Regions from separate parts of the Homo sapiens genome. Here region 1 is linked to region 2. The links are chromatin contacts, found by Hi-C or POLR2A ChIA-PET in ENCODE. All regions are on one chromosome and are shown on one strand. Each heading gives the region's core, a stretch centred on a gene start or an enhancer-like site at or near the end of the contact. The rest is flanking DNA. Distances are from core to core; before and after follow the strand shown.

What was found. Hi-C counts contacts between places; a loop is a spot of excess contacts on that map. ChIA-PET counts read pairs that join two places held with the same protein, here RNA polymerase II (POLR2A). Pooled maps may share reads with other maps.
Region 1: a loop to region 2 is called in a pooled map, with 6 times the contacts of the local background. The contact joins the promoter of ZNF875 here to the promoter of ZNF566 in region 2. A Hi-C loop is called at or near these places in 9 of 50 pooled maps. POLR2A ChIA-PET finds 5 or more read pairs at or near these places in 5 of 52 experiments (A549, A673, T-cell and 1 more).

What each region holds. Positions count from the first base shown.
Region 1 is chr19:37,330,747-37,335,898 of GRCh38, reverse strand. ZNF875 (zinc finger protein 875) reads right to left here and starts at 1,250. Exons shown (of 5, transcript NM_001353803.2): 1 at 1,117-1,250; 2 at 642-730. The coding sequence starts at 674. RefSeq lists enhancers at 1,086-1,185, 359-1,300, 1,396-1,505, 1,301-2,243.
Region 2 is chr19:36,485,804-36,491,283 of GRCh38, reverse strand. It overlaps ZNF566 (zinc finger protein 566), which reads left to right and starts at 1,723. Exons shown (of 5, transcript NM_001145344.1): 1 at 1,723-1,798. It overlaps ZNF566-AS1 (ZNF566 antisense RNA 1), which reads right to left and starts at 1,657. Exons shown (of 1, transcript NR_036504.1): 1 at 244-1,657. RefSeq lists enhancers at 854-1,739, 1,234-1,793, 2,354-2,433, 1,740-2,627.

The DNA of each region.
Region 1 (5,152 bases), core at 1-2,500, 850 kb before region 2:
AAAATTCAGGTCAGACTATGTTTGGAGCCGAAAAGACCAAAGGGATTGTGACCAACTCAGCATTCCACTGGAGGTTATATGATTAAACGGTAAACTGTTTATCATGAATGCAGGATGTGAGCAAACGCACACTGCCACCAAAAGATGTGCTGAGAGCCATCACTGCCTGGCGCCTGGCTCCTTGAAGTGATCTACCAGGAAATCTAGCGCCTATTGTTGGAAGGATGCAGTCTTGCAATTGCGAACCAAACGGCCAACTGACAATTACCTGACAATCACCACCCCCTAACTTGTTATCTGTTTTACCAATAAATACGGGAGGGTTGTGTAAAGCTCAGGGCCCTTGTCCACTAGAGACAAAGTGCCCCCGACCCCTTCTTCCAAATATACTTTTTTGTTTCTTGTCTTTTATTCCTTTTGTTCAGTCCACCAGGTCCGTGCAGGTTACAAGTGGCGCCCTGAACAGCGACAGAATCGGACGCTCTACAAGACTATATCAAAATCCTCCTTGTTCTATGGACTAGGAATGACTAGGGCTAGGAATGACTTTGCCCAATACCAACAAGGCAGCCTCCAGGACAAGAAAAGGTAATGGGACCCATTCTGTTGACAGCCAAGATAGAATTACAGTTAATTCTCACCTCTTTTTTGGCTCTCAGGAGCCCTGTGGCCATTTTCCTGGTCTCCTGAGTGCTCTTCCTGGAGAAGGGCAAAGTCTCAGAAGACAGATCTGGGGATGTGAAGAGAAATAAGAGTGGCCTAGGTGGAAACACCCTCCCCACGAAGTGAAGCGCAGTCCGCTCCAGAGCCCCACAGTTGGGGTCTGGGATGTCACAGAAATCACCAGAGCAGCCAATTCCCATCCAGTGGGGGGCCAGGATGACCCAGCCACCCTCAAGCTCAGCCGCAAGCTCGGGACAGGGAGTGAAGCCCTTGTCCCCAAGCAACGGAGTGAGGGTTTATCTCTAACCCTGTGGGCTCGAATGAAAGGAAAATGGCCTGGAGGTGCCCAAAGGAGAGCGCCCTAGTTCTGAGATAGCTCTGCGGCTCCCAGCCGGCGTCCCCGTAACACAGGGACACGCAGAGGGGCATGCTGACTGCCTATAGGGCACTCACGGAACGCGGGTGCACGCTGCGGATCCTGAAGCCGAAAGTCAGGTAACAAGGTGCAGAGGTGTGGGAAAGACCTTAAGAGGGAGGCCTTCCCGGGTCCCAACCAGCTTAACGCGCCTGGGCCACCGACCGGAAGTGTTTCTGACGTCAACGCTACACACTGAAGGGTAGGGAGGGGAGCGGAAGTGACCGCAGAGGCCTCTGGGGATTGTAGTTTCGGAGCTACAGAGGCGGAGAAGTCGGCTTTGCCCACCACACAGGGTGACTGACATCTGCACAGCGCACACAACCAAGTTTACGAACCCACTCTTAAGATGCCCAAGTGACGTTGACAAGTTTCTCTGTAAACCAATGAGATCTGCTGACCGCGAAGGCATCGCGGGACTGCCGAAGGATTCTGCAAAATGTGGTCCCGGTGCTCTGCGGGTGGCCAGTGTGCGCTGACCTTCAAGGTGCGGGTGAGCTGAGCTCACTACGCAAGTCTCCGCCCTGATGCGCCCTTCCCTGAGCAGGTGCCAGGTCGGGACAGACGCGGCTCAGGGAGAGACGATGCTCTGCGGGAACCACCAGTTTGGAGGCGACACCGGCCCTTTGTCCCCTAGAGTAGGAGGGTGTACCAGGACAGGGAACCCCAAGGCTATTTTCGCGGAGAGCAGGATTGGTTTGGGGCAAACTCCCGGAATGCAGATGGGGGAGACTGGTCGCGTGTCCCTAGGATTTTAGGGGATGCAGACTGAACTTGGGGTGAACAGCAAAAGATCCCCTGGTGGTGGTGGGGATCCGAAGCTTGATCAGGAAATTCCCGAGGTTTTTATTGGAGGCTGGGGTACAGGTGCGGCTTGGAGGAAACTTCCGGAGGGTGGGGTGGAGGTGGGGCGGTGTTGGAAAGGAGGCATAAGTCTGACCGTTTTGTTCAACAGGGGTGTTTTCTTTTTGCATTGATTTTATTTTTAAAGATATTACATTAAAATATTGTTTATCTTGATTACTGAGTTTTTTTGGTGACCCTTTAAATTCTGTATCCACAGTCCCCAGCATTTACAGAAGTGAGGGCCTGGCTTCTAGGGCATCAAGCAGCCAGAAAGTCCCTTAGGACAATTGTTGAATTGTCAGTGAGTCATCTTTTCCTTTCCTGACTTCCTTAATATCCACAATTTCCTCGTAACCATCCCTCCAAAGCCACACCCACAAGGCACCTCCAAGACCTATCATGAAGCAGATATTCAAAGATTATTTGTAAATCTTCACACCCTACCCCCTCCAGAATGTCTTCCAACATCCCTTTGCCTGGAGAAGTAAAAAACAAGGTTTGCATGTTGGGTATCAGCCTCTCCCATTGAGAGGGTGTTTAGGAAGGAGGATCAGCCGAGAGCCCTATTCCAGCCCAGGTAAATGACCCGGCCAAAGATTTAATATCTATAAATGTAGAATGCTTGTCACAGAACTCAGTGGGAACCACAGTCAGGCATGGGGCTGGGATTTAAGAAGCACAAATGAAAAGCAGGGACTAGAAAACTTAAGAAAGATATGGTAGGGGTGGGGGTGGGGGTACAGTGAGGATGTGGGATCCTGAGATAATCCAAATCACTATGTTTAGATGTAGGTGTACAAAGGGAGTAAAGAGAGACCCAGGCTGATGGGGTATTTGTAATAAATCAAACATAATGTAACAGCAGGTCAAGTAATAAGGGGACTCTCAAGTGATAAGGATCAAGTGATAAACAGTGAAAGGGGCAGAATGAAACTCTACAGAAATTAACAAACATCAACAAGACATCTAGGAAAGCATTTACAGCTGCATTCATTTAAATGAAAGGTGATAGTTACTCAGTGCTGTGTGCCAAGTACAATGATACACTCTCACCTGAGTTACCCTTGTAAATCTGAACCACTTGTCATTATCTGTGCTTTAAGGAGTCCTATTTTCCACACTCTTAACTGGCTTGAGATGTGAAAATCCATCTAAATTATAAACGCAGTGGGGAAGAAAAAATCTAGTCATGCCCATCAAGGGAACATGTCTAGTTAAAATTAGCATAGATAAAAATCAGCAAAAAACAAAAAAGCAAATTGAAAAAATATTCTTTGAAATTAAAAGCCATACAAACCACTGTGTCACTGATGAGTTAAAGAAGAAACTGGCCTGCAAACCAGAAAATACACTGGAAGAAGCAATAGTTAAAATACTTCAGATCTAAACCTGTAGAATGAGGCTACCTCAGTTCCAAATATATCAGCTTAAAAGTAGTGGCAAAAAGAGCAAGAAGTTGGCCAGGCATGGTGGCTCACGCCTGTAATCCCAGCACTTTGGGAGGCCAAGGTGGGCAGATCACCTGAGGTCGGGAGTTCGAGACCAGCCTGGCCAACATTGCGAAACCCCATCTCTATTAAAAATACAAAAATTAGCTGGGCGTGTAGGGGTGGGTTGCCCCTACACACCTGTGGGTGTTTCTCGTAAGGTGGGACGAGAGATTTGGAAAAGAAAAAGACACAGAGACAAAGTATAGAGAAAGAAATAAGGGGACCCGGGGAACCAGCGTTCAGCATATGGAGGATCCCGCCAGCCTCTGAGTTCCCTTAGTATTTATTGATCATCTGTGGGTGTTTCTCGAAGAGGCGGATGTGTCAGGGTCACAAGACAATTGTGGGGAGAGGGTCAGCAGACAAACACGTGAACAAAGGTCTTTGCATCATAGACAATGTAAAGGATTAAGTGCTGTGCTTTTAGATATGCATACACATAAACATCTCAATGCTTTACAAAGCAGTATTGCTGCCCGCAGGTCCCACCTCCAGCCCTAAGGCGGTTTTTCCCTATCTCAGTAGATGGAGCATACAATCGGGTTTTATACCGAGACATTCCATTGCCCAGGGACGGGCAGGAGACAGATGCCTTCCTCTTGTCTCAACTGCAAGAGGCATTCCTTCCTCTTTTACTAATCCTCCTCAGCACAGACCCTTTACGGGTGTCGGGCTGGGGGTGTCGGGCTGGGGGACGGTCAGGTCTTTCCCTTCCCACGAGGCCATCTTTCAGACTATCACATGGGGAGAAACCTTGGACAATACCTGGCTTTCCTAGGCAGAGGTCCCTGCGGCCTTCTGCAGTTTTTGTGTCCCTGGGTACTTGAGATTAGGGAGTGGTGATGACTCTTAAGGAGCATGCTGCCTTCAAGCATCTGTTTAACAAAGCACATCTTGCACCGCCCTTAATCCATTTAACTCTGAGTTGACACAGCACATGTTTCAGAGAGCACGGGGTTGGGGGTAAGGTTATAGATTAACAGAATCTCAAGGCAGAAGAATTTTTCTTAGTACATAACAAAATGGAGTCTCCTATGTCTACTTCTTTCTACACAGACACAGTAACAATCTGATCTCTCTTGCTTTTCCCCACATGGGCGTGGTGGCCACTGCCTGTAATCCAGCTACTTGGGAGGGTGAGGCAGGAGAATCACTTGAACCCAGGAGGCAGAAGTTGCAGTGAGCCAAGATTGTGCCATTGCACTCCAGCCTTGGCAACAAGAGCGAGACTCTCAAAAAAAAAAAAAAAAAAAGCAAGGAGTTATTAGCTCTATACACTTTTTTTTTTTTTTTTTTTTGAGACAGAGTCTCACTCTGTCGCCCAGGCTGGAGTGCAGTGGTGCCATCTCGGCTCACTGCAAGCTCCGCCTCCCAGGTTCACGCCATTCTCCTGTCTCAGCCTCCCGAGTAGCTGGGACTACAGGCGCCTGCCACCTCGCCTGGCTAATTTTTTTGTATTTTTAGTAGAGATCGGGTTTCACCATGTTAGCCAGGATGGTCTCGATCTCCTGACCTCGTGATCCACCCGCCTCAGCCTCCCAAACGCTGGGATTACAGGCGTGAGCCACCACGCCCAGCCAAGCTCTATATACATTTATAGAAGAAACTTCTAATTTGAAAAACTCAAAGTTTTAAGTAACAATGATCACAAAAGGGGAAGAACAAACTTCCAGAATCTTGGGGACAGAGGGTGGTGTGGTGGGAAGAGAGGGAATTACTCTGTCACCAATGAGTCAAA
Region 2 (5,480 bases), core at 474-2,973:
ATGGGGTGGCTGCCGGGCGGAGACGCTCCTCACTTCCCAGACGGGGTGGCTGCCGGACGGAGGGGCTCCTCACTTCTCAGACGGGGCGGCTGCCGGGCGGAGGGGCTCCTCACTTCTCAGACGGGGCGGTTGCCAGGCAGAGGGTCTCACTTCTCAGACGGGGCGGCCGGGCAGAGACGCTCCTCACCTCCCAGACGGGGTCGCGGCCAGGCAGAGGCGTTCCTCACATCCCAGACGGGGCGGCGGGGCAGAGGCGCTCCCCACATCCCAGACGATGGGCGGCCTGGCAGAGACGCTCCTCACTTTCCAGACTGGGCAGCCAGGCAGAGGGGCTCCTCACATCCCAGACGATGGGCGGCCAGGCAGAGAAGCTCCTCACTTCCCAGATGGGGTGGCGGCGGGGCAGAGGCTGCAATCTCGGCTCTTTGGGGGGCCAAAGCAGGCGGCTGGGAGGAGGTTGTAGCGAGCCGAGATCACGCCACTGCACTCCAGCCTGGGCACCATTGAGCACTGAGTGAACAAGACTCCGTCTGCAATCCCGGCACCTCGGGAGGCCGAGGCTGGCGGACCACTCGCGGTTAGGAGCTGGAGACCAGCCCGGCCAACACAGCGAAACCCTGTGTTTGGTGGAGACCAAAAAAATACGAAAACCAGTCAGGCGTGGCGGCGCGCGCCTGCAATCGCAGGCACTCGGCAGGCTGAGGCAGGAGAATCAGGCAGGGAGGTTGCAGTGAGCCGAGAGGGCAGCAGTACAGTCCAGCTTTGGCTCGGCATCAGAGGGAGACCGTGGAAAGAGAGGGAGAGGGAGACCGTGGGGAGAGCATATATCCTTATTATTAAACTATGCATGACTGTGTATACAATACCTTTATAGGTCAAAAGCAGTCAAATACTGGCCATGAGATACACTTAGTCCAAGTACACAAATAATTGCAGAAGGAGAAAGTGAAACTCCTCTTACTTCCTGCCCCACTCATTTATCACAAAGCACACAGAAGTCAGAATAACACCTGCCCTTTGCAATTTCAGACTCCTCTCTTTCTGCCTCTCCAAACCTGTCCCACGTTTGGCGATTCCTTTCCCTTCGACCTCCCCCCATCAGGTCGCAGGTTCCTGGTCTACACCCCTTCTGCGTCCCCAACCACTTCTGAGTCTCACAACCTCTGGTCCCATAACCCCTCTGCACTAAGGAGCAATAAACAAAATTCACGCCCGAACAAAGAGGCCAAAACAGCAACCCAGGATGTTTGCGCCTGCGCACTCTGGGCGCACAGTACTCAGGCCGGCAGCCCAGCACCGGCTTATCTGTGAGAGCAATTAAGATGACTTTCGGAGGGTCCAACCGCCTTCCCAGCTCCGAACTACATCTCCCAGAAGGCTCAGTTGTGCGATTATCTTTCCATGCAGACTTGTCCTCTTTCTGAGGCTGTCCAGCGCCTGGGGGCAGTAGGACGGGTCCGGGAACTAAGCCCATCTCAAACACGTCGGAGTGGCTTTCTTTGGGGGCCAAGGCCCGAGCCTGAGGCGGGACTCCATGAGGCCTCTGGGGCGCGAGCGGTTTGACTAGGGGGGGCGATCCTTTCGGCGGGGCTGACGCAAGGCGCGGACAGGAATTCTGACGATCGGGAACCATCTTGTCCGGCCTTGATACGTCTCTGACTACGCTTCCCAGAGGTCTCCTCGGCAAGACTGTACTTCTCGCGGTAATTCAGCTTCCAACTCACGCGCTGGCGGGACCCTCAGGGCTTTACCAGCAACTACCCCAGTGCCGGGGAGGGTTCTGCTGCTTCGAAAGCTGGTAAGGCCTGAGGTGAGAAACCCGGGAGAGGGCGGGGCCGGGGGCCAAGCCTCGGCTTTGTGCGGCGGTGGAGGTGAGATTGAAAGCGTGCGCTTGCGTCTGTGTGGAGGTGTGTGGTGAATGATCGCGCGATTGTGACAGGCTGCCCTTGTGATGAGTGTGTTTCCAACGCTCACACCGTGTGCAGCACGGCCTCGGAGACTGTGGCTGCTGGTGTGTGTGTGAGAGGGAGCAGGACCACGTGCGGCATTGTGTGTGCGGCTGTGGGGAGCTTGTGCCTGGTTGAGTGTTACTGCGTTTGTCCCCGTAGTGGTGTGCGACTATATGCTGTGTGACTGTGTGCGGCAGAGTTCAGGTGGGGATACCTGCGAGTAACTGCATGTTTCTATCTGTGTGTGTGGCTGTGGTTAATGTGTGATCGTGACTGTGACCCGGTACAGGTGTGCGCCGACTGTGACAATGTGGTTGTGACTGTGACTGCCTCCTCGGTAAGCGTGCACTTGTGCTTATGTGACCGATAGAGGCCCTGCGTGTGCGACCCTGTTGCTTTGGGCGTGGATTGTCTGTAGCTGAATGTCCCCATGGTGGGAGTGTGATCAGGTTTGTGTGGCAGGGTAAGTCACACAGTGTGAGGTTTTATCACTTACGTATACTTCTCTAGGCATTATACTCCAGTTTTTCCCCGTTTTAAAACTTTATATGAATGTTGTCATACTGTCTTTGGTTTATTTTTACAATTCTGTGAATCATCCCTATTAGATAAAATCGCGGTTAATTCAATTTCTTTGCTATATTCTCCCTTCTGAAGTATACCACAATTATTCATCCTTTCTAGTAATGATGCCCTATTAGTTATTTATAGCTTTTCATTTTATAAACAACACAGCCACATTCTTTCACATGGGGTACACATGCTTGAGTTTATTTACCAGCAGAATTGCCGGTTCATATATCTTCCACTTTACTAAACAGTGTCAAAATATATACCCGAGTGGCTGCACAAATTTGTACTTGAACAGCAATGTTTGAAATATCTTATTGCTCCATATCCCTACCAAAGCATAGTTCCAAGAGTTAAAAAAATTTTTGTAGGCCAAGTGTGGAGGCTCATGCGTGTAATCCCAGCACTTTGCCAGGCCAAGGTGAGAGGATCACTTGAGGCCAGGAGCTGGAGACCAGCCTGGGCAACATAGTGAGACCCTAACTCTACCATAAATACATACATACATAAAAAATTAGCCGGGCATGGTGGCTGGCACCTATAAGTCCTAGCTACTCAGGAGGTTGAGATGAGAGGATCGCTTGAGCCCAGTGCTTTGCAGCTGCAGGAAGCCATGATCATACCACTGCCCTTCAGCCTGGGCAACAGAGCAGGAGGCTGTCAATAGATACATAGAGCCTATATAAAGTGTGCAAATCTTAAGTGTACAGCTGTGTAACACTCTTAGATCTATACAAAGAACTTTGCCAGGACCTGAGATGCTTCCCTCATACCACTTCTCAGTAATTTCTCCCCCACACAATCTATTCAGAATTCTATCATTAACTAGTTTTACCCATTCTTTTTTTTTTTTTTTTTTTTTTTTTTGAGACAGAGTCTTGCTCTTGTCACCCAGGCTGGAGTGCAGTGATGCAATCTTGGCTCACTGCAACCTCCGCCTCCTGGGTTCAAACGATTCTCCTGCCTCAGCCTCCTGAGTAGCTGGGATTACAGGCACCCATCACACCCGGCTAATTTTTGTATTTTTAGTAGAGACAGGGTTTCCCCATGTTGGCAAAGCTAGTCCTGACCTCAGGTGATCCGCCCACCTTGGCCTCCCAAAGTGCTGGGATTACAGGCATGAGCCAGTGCATCTGGCTGTCTTACACATTCTTGAACTTCATGTATATATGCAATTATGCAGCATGTACTGTTTTATGCCAGGCTTCTTTTGTTATATATTATGTTTGTGAAATTCATTCATGTTGTTCAGTGTAATTGTACTTAGCTCTCACTATACTGGGGATATATTGTAGTATATTAGTCGATTACATTGTTGATGGATATTTGGGTAGCTTCCAATTTGGGGCTGTTACAAATGATGCTGCAGCTGTGAACACTCTGCTGTGTTTTTGGTGAACACATGAAGGCTTTTCTCCCGGGTTAATACTTAGGAGTGGCATTGCTAGATCATAGGGTAGGCTAATGTTTAATAGATACTACGAAGCTCTCATGTGGTTGTTCCAGTTTACACTCCATCCAGCAATGTATGAGAGTTCCAGTTGCTTCATATCCTCTCCGTAATTTGGTATGGTTAGTCTTTTAACTATTTTATTGGTTGTGTGGTGCAGTTTCATCATAGGTTTTTGTTTTGGTTTGTTTTGTCTTGTTTTGGTTTGTTTTTTTTTTTTTTTTTGAGACGGAGTCTCGCTCTGTGGCCCAGGCGGGAGTGCAGTGGCGCAATCTCGGCTCACTGCAAGCTCCGCCTCCCGGGTTCACGCCATTCTCCTGCCTCAGCCTCCCGAGTAGCTGGGATTACAGGTGCGTGCCACCACACCCAGCTAATTTTTGTATTTTTAGTGGAGACAGAGTTTCACCATGTGAAACTCCCGCCCGCCTCAGCCTCCCAAAATCCTGGGATTATAAGTGTGAGCCACTGCACCCAGCCTCATCATAGTTTTAATTTGTATTTCCTTGATGTGAAATGATGTTCAGCACCTTTTTGTATGTTTACTGGCCATTTGTATATCTTCTTTTTTGTGTCCATTTTCCCCTTCGTAAATTTTTTAAAAATGTTCTTTTCTTTCTTTCTTTCATTTTTTTTTTTTTTTTTTGAGACAGAGTTTCGCTCTTGCTGCCCAGGCTGGAGTGCAATGGCATGATCTCAGCTCACTGCAACCTCCACCTCCCAGGTTCAAGCAATCCTCCTGCCTCAGCCTCCCATGTAGCCAGGATTACAGGCTTGCGCCACCACGGCCAGCTAATTTTGTATTTTTAGTAGACACAGGGTTTCACAATATTGGTCAGGCTGGTCTCAAACTCCTGATCTCAGGTGATCCAACTGCCTTGTCCTCCCAAAGTGCTGGGATTACAGGTGTGAGCCACTATGCCTGGCCTAAAATTTTATTTTCATGTTGTGAACATAGTATAAGGAATTTGCAGATACTCTGCAGGTGCCCACAGTGCAATGATGAAAACCAGGAAATTTATGCTGATAGAAGACTTTTAATTAAGTTAGAGCCCTTTTTCAAATTTTGCTAAATTTTCTTACTGTTTCAGGATCCAATCCAAGGTCCTGCATTGAATTGTATTGTTTCATTAGTCTCCTTCCATCTTTGAGTGTTCTTTAATCCTTTTTATCTTTTAGGACTTTGACACTTTTGAAGAGTACTGGCCAGTTATTTTGTAAAATATCTTTTTCTTTTCTTTTCTCTTTCTCTCTCTGTCTTATTCTTTGAGACGGAGTCTCTGTCACCCAGGCTGGAGTGTAATGGCACAATCTTGGCTCACCACAACCTCCACCTCCTGGGTTCCAGCGATATTCTTGCCTCAGCCTCCCGAGCAGCTGGGACTATAGGAGCGCACCACCACGCCCAGCTAATTTTTGTATTTTTAGCAGAGACAGGGTTTCACCATATTGGCCAGGCTGGTCTCGAAATCCTGACCTCGTGATCTACCTGCCTCAGCCTCCCAAAGTGCTGG